2 separate regions of the Mus musculus genome follow, and region 1 is linked to region 2. The links are chromatin contacts, found by Hi-C or POLR2A ChIA-PET in ENCODE. All regions are on one chromosome and are shown on one strand. Each heading gives the region's core, a stretch centred on a gene start or an enhancer-like site at or near the end of the contact. The rest is flanking DNA. Distances are from core to core; before and after follow the strand shown. Region 1 holds the start of Bpgm (2,3-bisphosphoglycerate mutase). Region 2 holds the start of Akr1b3 (aldo-keto reductase family 1, member B3 (aldose reductase)).

The links. A loop is a pair of places that touch in the nucleus more often than their neighbours do. ChIA-PET counts read pairs that join two places held with the same protein, here RNA polymerase II (POLR2A).
Region 1: a map of T-helper 2 cell shows a loop between it and region 2 (2.1-fold over the local background). The contact joins the promoter of Bpgm here to the promoter of Akr1b3 in region 2. A Hi-C loop is called at or near these places in 1 of 37 maps with a recorded cell type or tissue (T-helper 2 cell). POLR2A ChIA-PET finds 5 or more read pairs at or near these places in 1 of 5 experiments (Patski).

Annotation. Positions count from the first base shown.
Region 1 is chr6:34,474,567-34,479,390 of GRCm38, reverse strand. It overlaps Bpgm (2,3-bisphosphoglycerate mutase), which reads right to left and starts at 3,035. Exons shown (of 3, transcript NM_007563.5): 1 at 2,969-3,035.
Region 2 is chr6:34,315,759-34,320,345 of GRCm38, reverse strand. It overlaps Akr1b3 (aldo-keto reductase family 1, member B3 (aldose reductase)), which reads left to right and starts at 2,857. Exons shown (of 10, transcript NM_009658.3): 1 at 2,857-3,006. The coding sequence starts at 2,941.

The DNA.
Region 1 (4,824 bases), core at 1,786-4,285, 160 kb before region 2:
TAGCCTTACGGAAGATGAGCTGGCTGTATTTGAGGACAAGGAGAAAGACTACTGATGCCTCTCATCAATTACAAAGGAAAGAGGCAAATGAAACCCAGCATTTAATTCCTTAGGGTTTCAAGTGTCTTAACAAGACACACCTTCCCCAGACTCAGGCTGTTTAAACATAAACTGAGTCCTGGCAGCACTTGAGATCCCACTATTACTTCCCTAAAAGTTGATGTGGTGATGTGGTAACTTTCCCACTTGTGTGTGAAGTGCTAAGAACACCCCTGCAGCAGACTCTGCCACTCACAGGCATCTCTCACAAAAACCTTACATCACACACACACACACACACACACACACACACACACACACAGGGTTACAAAAGCAGCAAATTACAGCAGGTAGAGCCCTCTTTACATGAAAGAGTTACACGTGTGTAGTCGTGAGATTTGACTTTGCCTGAGCCGAGGTACTTGCTACACCCTGCTAGCAATCAGCAGTGTGGGCACCGCCCACTCAAGAGTCTTCTTTTCTCTCCCCAGTTACTGCTCTAGGGTGGCAGGCTTGTCAATACAAACTGTGTCCATCAAATCCCAAAAGCTCACAAAAGCCTGCGCTGGAGCACTGTTTAGCAGCTGACTCACGGTTGGAGAATGAATACATTCAATTCTTTGAACACTAAGTTATAACAAAAGCATTACTCCCTTAGGAAATATAAAATTAATTGTGGTGAGGTACTCTAGCAAACAGAGGTAGAAAGGACTGGGATTTAGCTCACTCATGCAGATTGGTACAGACCACAGGCCTGTCAAAGTGATTCTACTGGGCTAATGGTATGGCTAGACATGAAATCGAGGAATAAAGTAACGTGAAGGGAAAGGTTAAACAGGAGACTTGAGCAGGAGAGAGCAAGCAGCAATCGAATGTGCGAGAAGGGGAAGGCGGAATGAATTATGCAGTCCTAGAAGCACACCAAATACTATTAGAGTGTGCAGTCCAAACACGTTAGTAAAGTCGATGTTACATTCACATTCTATAAAGTAGTTTATTGCCATGTCTTTCTAAATGGAAGGGTTTTGCTATTGATATCTTTGGATCCAGGCTCTGGCTATGTGGCCCAGGCTGGCCACGGTCTTGCAGCAATCCTCCAGCCTCAACCTCCTAAATCCTGGGATTACAGGAGCAAGGCACCATGCCCAGATGTCAATCCCTTCGCTCTCTTTCTCCAAACACCGCCTCACGCTTGGCTTCAATTCCAAGAACATCCGAGAAGCCACCAGTGCAAGCATGTTGCCCTCTGTTCTCTAGGCATGCAGAGTTAGATGCATGGATTATGAAGTTAGATGTACCAACCACTTCATAAAGTGAAACAACCCTATTAATCTCACAAACCATAAAAGGTGAAGAGGAAGAGAAACTTAACACAAAATAGCCAAACACTTAACAGTTGCCTCTGAGTAATGAGATTAAAGATGACAATTTTGGGGGGCTATACTAGATTTCTATACTCTCCTTTAAAAAAATATTTTTTTTACAATGATCTGGTTAGTTTGGTTCAGTTTAAATATGGGCACAAAAGAATATGTCCTTGAAGCCGGACACTTTTATTTGCTATAGACTTCATACAGAGGTCAATACAGTGAGAGTTTCCTTGTAGACATGATAGTGAAAAATTGTCTAATTATCTTTAATTTTACATAGCCTTTAATAAAGGCATGGGCCTTAGAAATGTAACTTCTGCCTTTTTAAACGATGTGGAAACTGGGCTGGAGAGATGGCTCAGTGGTCAGGAGCACTGGCTGCTCTTCCAGAGGAACTGGGTTCCCTTCCTAGCACCTGCAGGGGGGCTCATAGACATTTGCTCCAGTTCCGGGGGGGGGGGGGTGGTCCATGGACACTAGGCGTACACAGAGTACACATACATACATTCAGGCAAAAAAATCATACACATAAAACAGTCTTGAAAAAAATGTGAAAATTGGGCTGGAGAGATGGCTCAGAGGTTAGGAACACTGCCGGTTCTTCCAGAGGTCCTGAGTTAAATTCCCAGCAACCACATGGTGGCTCACAACCATCTGTAAAGTGATCAGATGTCCTCTTCTGGTGTGTCTGAATACAGCTACAATGTACTTATATACATAAAATAAACAATTCTTTTAAAAAAATGTGAAAATTCAGTTTTACAGACAAACTAACACGACTTTTATTATAGAAACGTTTGTACCTGCTGCTGAAATGTAACCATTTACTTTTTATTTCCTCCCGAAGGCGTCGGAATTCTGTTAGTTAATATTCTAGAACCATTTCCCCCATTCACGGGCTATAAACCCTTCCTAATTTGGGGGGGGGGGCTCCATCCTGCAAAGTCTAATAATAAACTTCATTACAATTTTGCATTTCTTTTGACTTACTGTAGTGAAATACTTGCTCCTACCCCTTAGCACAAAAAGAAATGACACTTTTTGGCCATGATAGTGGTGGTCGGGCGTGCACGCGTGTGTGCTGGGGAGGGGGTAGTGTTCCCCTGAACCCGGAATATGGTTCCTGAGACTCCTGAATATGCAACAACCTCTTTGCCTTCCATGATATTTCCCCCCTTAACTTACACTTTTAGGATCAAGGTCTGCCTTCGCCCTACACCTGCTTCCTTCCAGTGAATCCACTGGCTAAGACAAGTAGCCACACCTGAGCTATCCAGGAGGTAGAGTTTAACTTTGCTAAGCCACCATCACTACAGCTCTGGGTTCACACACCATCACTCCAGCCGACAGAACTCACTGTTCCTGAGAGATGCTCGCTGAGAAAGGGCCAGCTGAGAGCTGGGGTACTCGGGAGGGTCTCGCTTGAAGCGGGCATCAGGTTCCCACCAGATACTAAAGCCGGGCAAGGTAGCAACCGGCCTTCTCACGATAGAACAGCAAGCCACTCATGAAAGAAAAGAAATCCTCACAACTGTAACAATTACAACGAAGCCACTCACCTGCAAGGAAACTACCAGTAGCAGCCGGTCCTCGGTAACGCCGTGCTGCAGACGCCAGTGAGGATTCATCGCTACAGCCGGCATCAACGCTCTTTTGTAGCCTAGAAGCCAAAATGGTCAGAACCGATAGCGCTGGGTATTGGAAGACAGAGTTGTCACTCATTCACGGCCCCGCCCTCTGGCCAGCGACCAGCCGGAGGTTCTTTCCGGTTTCTCAAGTCCCTGGGGTAAGAAGGGAAGCTATGATTGGTTTAATGAGGAAACAGACGCACGGATAGACCAATAAGATGGTAGTTTCGGACATAGGCAGGCGGGCTTTAGTCGTAGAGACCCAAACCCCTGAGCATCGCCGGGGCAATGTTTGTGGGCTGCTAGCTTTGCCGTCCAGAGACCTGTTTGAAGTTCTCGAAATTGAAACACACCTGCTGTGAAAAGCGGGTCAGCAGATGAAGGGATACTTCTTCTAGTTAACGGAAAATTTCAGGTCCTACCTAGGCTGAACCCGGTAGATCCTCACGAAAGCTTGTTTGGCACGCCTGTGCGTCGAAAACAGAGATTAAAATGAAAACCTTTAAAGTGTCCTATTTACAGATAGTCGCTCATTCTTACTTTCTCCTAACATTATGAAGAGAAGAGAAGCGAATAATAGGATATCCTAAAAGTACAAGAAGGGCGAAGAGGTTAGAAAAGTAGAAAATGGTACACTACAGTTTCTGAAATTAAACCTATGAAAATGCCAGCTTGTCACTCGGGTCTGGTACCAGAGCTGGAAGCTACTAAGCAGGCTTGAACTACCACACAAGGTCTGAAACGTGTGTCAAAACGTGAATGAGAAAGATAAGAAATGTTATGTGTGCCTGAGCAGACGGGAAAATTCCCCTTCTTGGTTTCTGAAAGCTGTTCCACTTAGTGTCTTCTGAACTCACCTAGTTAATTCTATAAACAAGTCCAATAAGTTTGTGACCAGCTAATGGGTGCTCAGATCAGTTATTTAGGATGAAAATCTTGACACACCATGAACTGGTGTCATGATGGCCTGCTTGTAGCAAGCTGTATGTCCCATTTATGCATTTTAGCTCATGATAGTTGCAGCTACCCCTTTCTGAGAGAGCGTCTCTCAAGGACAGTGAGTTCTGTCGGCTGGAGTGATGGTGTGTGAACCCAGTGCTGTAGTGATGGTGGCTTAGCAAAGTTAAACTCTACCTCCTGGATGGCTCAGGTGTGGCTACTTGTCTTAGCCAGTGGATTCTCAGGTCAGAACAGCTGGAGAAGGAATCTGCCCAATCGTACACACCTGCCAACCTGTTCTTCCTCTTCTTCATGAGGGCAGATGGACCAGAAAACATTTCCGCTGCCCTGTAGTATCAAAGCTTTCTCCTCAGGAAGGGTAACGGCAGCCATGCAAAACCAATCCTAACAGCCATACAGCATTTGACATTTGAGGGTACTCTGAACCTTAGGATGCCTGCTCATTTGATTTACTTTGACCTTGTTAGGAATACTCAATAACACTAGCTTGGCATATAAAACTTTACAATACTTGTCTTTTAGAACTATTCACCAGGGTCACTAGTGTGTACATTGTTATTTTAAAAAAAAACAAAACATCTTTACCTATGATGCTCTTAGGTGGGATGTGAAAGCGAGTGTTGGGAGCAAGCCTGGTCTTTACGACACAGGTATTCACAGAAGTTAGCAATGGCAGGAGTCACTGTTGCATGGCAAGATTGTTCTTATGTTTATCTAGATCGCAATATCATATCCTGGACCCCATGTTCCGATCTGTCTGTGAGCTGTTTGCCTTGAGAACGTTGAAAGAGTGAACCTGTGCTCACAAAGATTATCATAAATCCATT
Region 2 (4,587 bases), core at 1,608-4,107:
TTTTGTGTGTGTGTGTGTGTTGGGTTGGGTTCTGTTGTTTTATGCATATGGGTGTTTTGCCTGCATGTGTGTCTATGCAGCACATGTGTACCTGGTGCCTTCAGAGGCCAGGAAATCGCGTGGAACTGGAGTTGCAGACAGTTGTGAGTCTCTGTGTGGGTCCTAGACATTGAACCCGGTTCCTCTGGAGGAGCAGCCAGTGATCTTAACCAGCCCTGATGGTTGTCTTTTAATTGCAAAAAGAAATGTGTTTATGGGCTGGAGAGATAGCTCAGTGGTTAAGAGCACTGACTGCTCTTCCAGAGGTCCTGAGTTCAATTCCCAGCAACCACATGGTGGCTCACAACCATCTGTAATGGGATCTGATGCCTTCTTCTGGTGTCTGAAGACAGCTACAGGGTACTCGTCATATAATAAATAAATAAATAAATAAATAAATAAATAAATAAATAAATAAATATTAAAAAAAAAGAAATGTGTTTATAAAGGAAATAGTCTGACCAACGGTATCCTCTTTTGCTATGCTTTCTTCCTTTCTCAAAAGTAGTATGTCTTCTCCTCTTACTCCTTATTAAACTTGTCATCAAACATTTACATTGTATGTAAACTGCTGTTTACACACTTTGTGTCTATTTTTGTTTTAGCATCATTTCAAATACACTCTTTATTTATTTATTTATTTTTAAAACAGGGTTTCTCTGTATAATAGCCCTGGGTGTCCTGGAAATAACTCTCTCTCTCTCTCTCTCTCTCTCTCTCTCTCTCTCTCTCTCTCTCTCAGGCTGGTCTCAAACTCACAGAGATCTGCCTACCTCTGACTCCTGAGTGCTAGGATCATCTTCTTCTTCTTCTTCTTCTTCTTCTTCTTCTTCTTCTTCTTCTTCTTCTTCCTCTTCTTCTTCTTCTTCTTTTTAGATTTATTTATATGTAAGTACACTGTAGCTGTCTTTAGACATCTCAGAAGAGGGTATCAGATCTCATTACGGACAATTGTAAGCCACCACGTGGTTGCTGGGATTTTGAACTCAGGACCTTTGGAAGAGCAGGCAGTGCTCTTAACCGCTGAGCTATCTCTCCAGCCTACTTTATTCTTCTTTAAAGAAGGATATGATACATGCCCAATAAATTTTATAAAGATTATGGAGGCAACAACAGGAGTTACCAGGAGACTATTGTAACAGTGTCTCATCTTTAGTGCCATGATTGATAGGAGAATTCCACAGGTGTGCCTTTCTACATTTGACTGGCCCAGGCAAAATACTGTGTTTTAGAGGGTCAAACATACTTAGTTTATTTTGCAATAACAAAGCTTTTGCTACGTAGTGCATTTCCCTAGCTGGTGATGACTCCTCTGTGATGCCACCTGTCAGTAAAGACGCACACTTCGGTGGTGGTGGTAAGGCCTCTTTTATCTTTTGAGAAAGGATCTCGTTTAGCAACCAGGTTGACTACAACATCTCGGTCCTTTCCCCTTTATTTTCTTAATGTCAAGTAAAGAGATGTGAGCTGCCACACAGAGCAAGAGCATCACTTCACAAGACATCAATCAGCTCTTTGTGTTTGGACCCAGGAGGTTCAAAAGGCAGAGAAGTCTCTATGCCAAGAGGGATTTCACAGAGGACAAGTGGTGGGCGTCAGGTCACCTGTTATCTTACACAAACCAAATCCCCAGAACTAGACTCAAATTCAAATACTATTAATTAGAGAAAAAGTACACCAGAATTTCCACATGCCACCAGTTGTGGGGATTGGTTTTGTTAATAAAACTCAAGTGGAAAATATCTGTTCTTTATAAATTTTCCCTGGGGTGGGAGTGGAGAAGTGCCACTTTTTAAGAGGGCACCGACTGGAAAATCACCAGAATGGGATTTAGAGAGGTGGGGTTCCTGACTCATTACCTTGCAGATGCAGTTGTCCCTGTTGCGTAATCAGGGGGCAACTGGAGCATGACCCAGCAGAAGGAGACTGGAATGAAACAGACCATCACTCAGAGGGGTGTTGGACGAGTGCCAAAATTGCCGTCATAGTTCTTGGGGCAACTCAGATTATTTTAGGAAAAGTCTTTTGTTTTTCTACCTAATACAACTGATTTATTTCGTACCCCCTAACATGGAATCATTGCTGTATGAGAATGGACTTTTCCTACTATGGGATTGTTCACTTTTTTGTTCTCTGACTTTTCACTTTTCCTCCAGAGTTTAGCCAACTTATTATACTGGAACCTTCCGCTTAAGAGTCTTACTTTCCAAAATCACTTATGTGTGATCCAGAGATGAAACTTATGGGAGATCATAGCTTAACGGTTATGGATTTTTGCATCAAGTCTTGTTGAACCAGACTAAACATGTTCAGACACCGGTAGTGGTAGAAAGGTACTACAAACGGGTATTTCGTAGTTCTCTGCAAAACCGGTTGCAATCATTTTAATAGCGGGGATGGGAGTGCTTAAGTACACCTGAAATTTAACTTTTAATCTAAGGGGGGGGGGGAACGCTCTTAAATACACCTGACGCCTATCTGCTCCATCAGATTCAAAGCAAGATGTGTAAGATTCCAGAAGAGTGTCATTCTGAGATTAGAAAAGACACAGACGTCTTCTTCTGGGCTCGAAAACGAAACCAAAACTTCTCCCCAGTCTCCTTATCTCTAGTCTGCTGGTTATTTTCAGAGCTTTCCGTCTGGTGCTACAACAGCGGGCAAACACTGCCACGTGGGGCGCAAGCAGAGCAGCTGGAGAATTCCGTGCCGCTAGGACCTAGGGAAAGAAGCATCCTCGCCGACCCCTTCAGAACCGCGGCATCGACCAATCAGAAGGATCCGTCTCTCAGCCGTGCAACCAATGGCAGGCGTTCTTTCTACAGGCCGTTGGGGCTATTTAAAGGTGCGCGCCCGAGCCAGCGCTGCACATTTGCCGGTCCGGGTTTGTAACGTGCAGCGATCATGGCCAGCCATCTGGAACTCAACAACGGCACCAAGATGCCCACCCTGGGCCTGGGCACCTGGAAGGTAGGCATGCATCAGGGTGCGACCCGCCGCCCGCTGGGTGACCCTGAGCGGCCTGCGCGGAGCGGGGCTCGCGTGGCGGGGCCTGTGAGCGTATCTGGCTGCGGCCCGGCGTGTGGGGCTTCGGGCGAGCAGCGCTCGAGTCCGCGTGGGCGCCCCAGGTGGAGACACACCCACGGTGACCCGGGTGAGAGGGATTGAAGCAGAGCCCTAGATTTGTCATCTGGCACCTGTGGCGCCCCAGCCTCACGAGTGAATTGACCTCACTTGGCGCAGATGTTGCCCTCTCGGGAATGAGCCACTTGGGCCAATGGGCCTGAGATAATTAAATTAGCAGGCGAGAGCTTGCCAGGAACCAGCTTGTTTCTCTGTCCTCTAAGTCTCTGAGTGCAGTTCTTAATGGGTGCGGAACTCCTGGAGAATTAATCTGACTTCCGCGTTGCTGGGTGCCACCCACTAATAAGAAGACTTCAGGCGAGATATCCCCAAAACCTCAACACAACACAGCAGAGTTGAGAAGAGGGCCAGATACATCATAGTGAAATACAAAAAGAAAGAACCGATATTTAAAAACCAAAAATTATAACTGATTTGATTATTTGGCAACTAAGGAACCAATTTTTGGTGTTATTGCTGAAGCAGAAAAACCTAGCTCTTAAGCTACTTGCAGGGTAGTTGTATTATATATTATAGACCGATGCTGTGACCTCGATCTTTAAGAACCTTGAGTATGGTGGACCTGGGCACTTAGACACAGTGAAGGTAAGAGAAAATCAGGTAGGGTTGAATTTAAATGGTTTGAAACCAGACAGAGTCTGTTTCTACCCAAACTACAGTTAAAACAACGGGTAATGCAAATGGAGAATAAGAAACAGGTCATAGACTTGTCTTTCTCAGAACGTGTATCTAAGCCAGTAGATTAGCAAGTGCGGCTTTTGTTTCCTTACAGAGGGTCCTTGGTGACTGCAAAGGTATGATTGAATTACAACCGTGATACCAGGTTGAATTCGGTGTGGTGGAATGATAAGAAAGACGGTTTCCCTGCCATAGCAAACACAGCTACTGGACACAGCACACACAGGCACATGTAACTACAGTAGTTTTATAATACATGACCCAAATTATGGGTAGGATGATGATACTTTAATTCTGTCCCATTTCTCCAAAAACCAAGCTCATCGCTTTAGAAAAATCGTCTCATGGGCCAGCATTTTGAGATCAGTTCTGAGATAAATAAGGAGTAAGCATTCATAAGCCAGTGGCTAGAGCGCATGTGACAGCCTCAGAGAGCTGGGTGTTTGTTTAAAATAACATACATTTGTATGTATAGATCGTTTTGGTTTCTTCTCAGACATTTCTGTTACTTCCCACTGTGCCTGGATCTCAGAATGGATCCAAAAGTCATGTTGAGTTAGGTGGAGGTGAAGAAAATGTCCGCCTGTGTCTCGGGGCCCGGGGAGGTTGGGGTAGAGAGTGTGGAGGGACAAAGGGTAGCAATGGACATGAGGACAGTCCAGACTTCCAGATTTCCCTTCCTTGCATATGTGATGACACAGTATAGTATAGTCACTGTGATGGTCACAG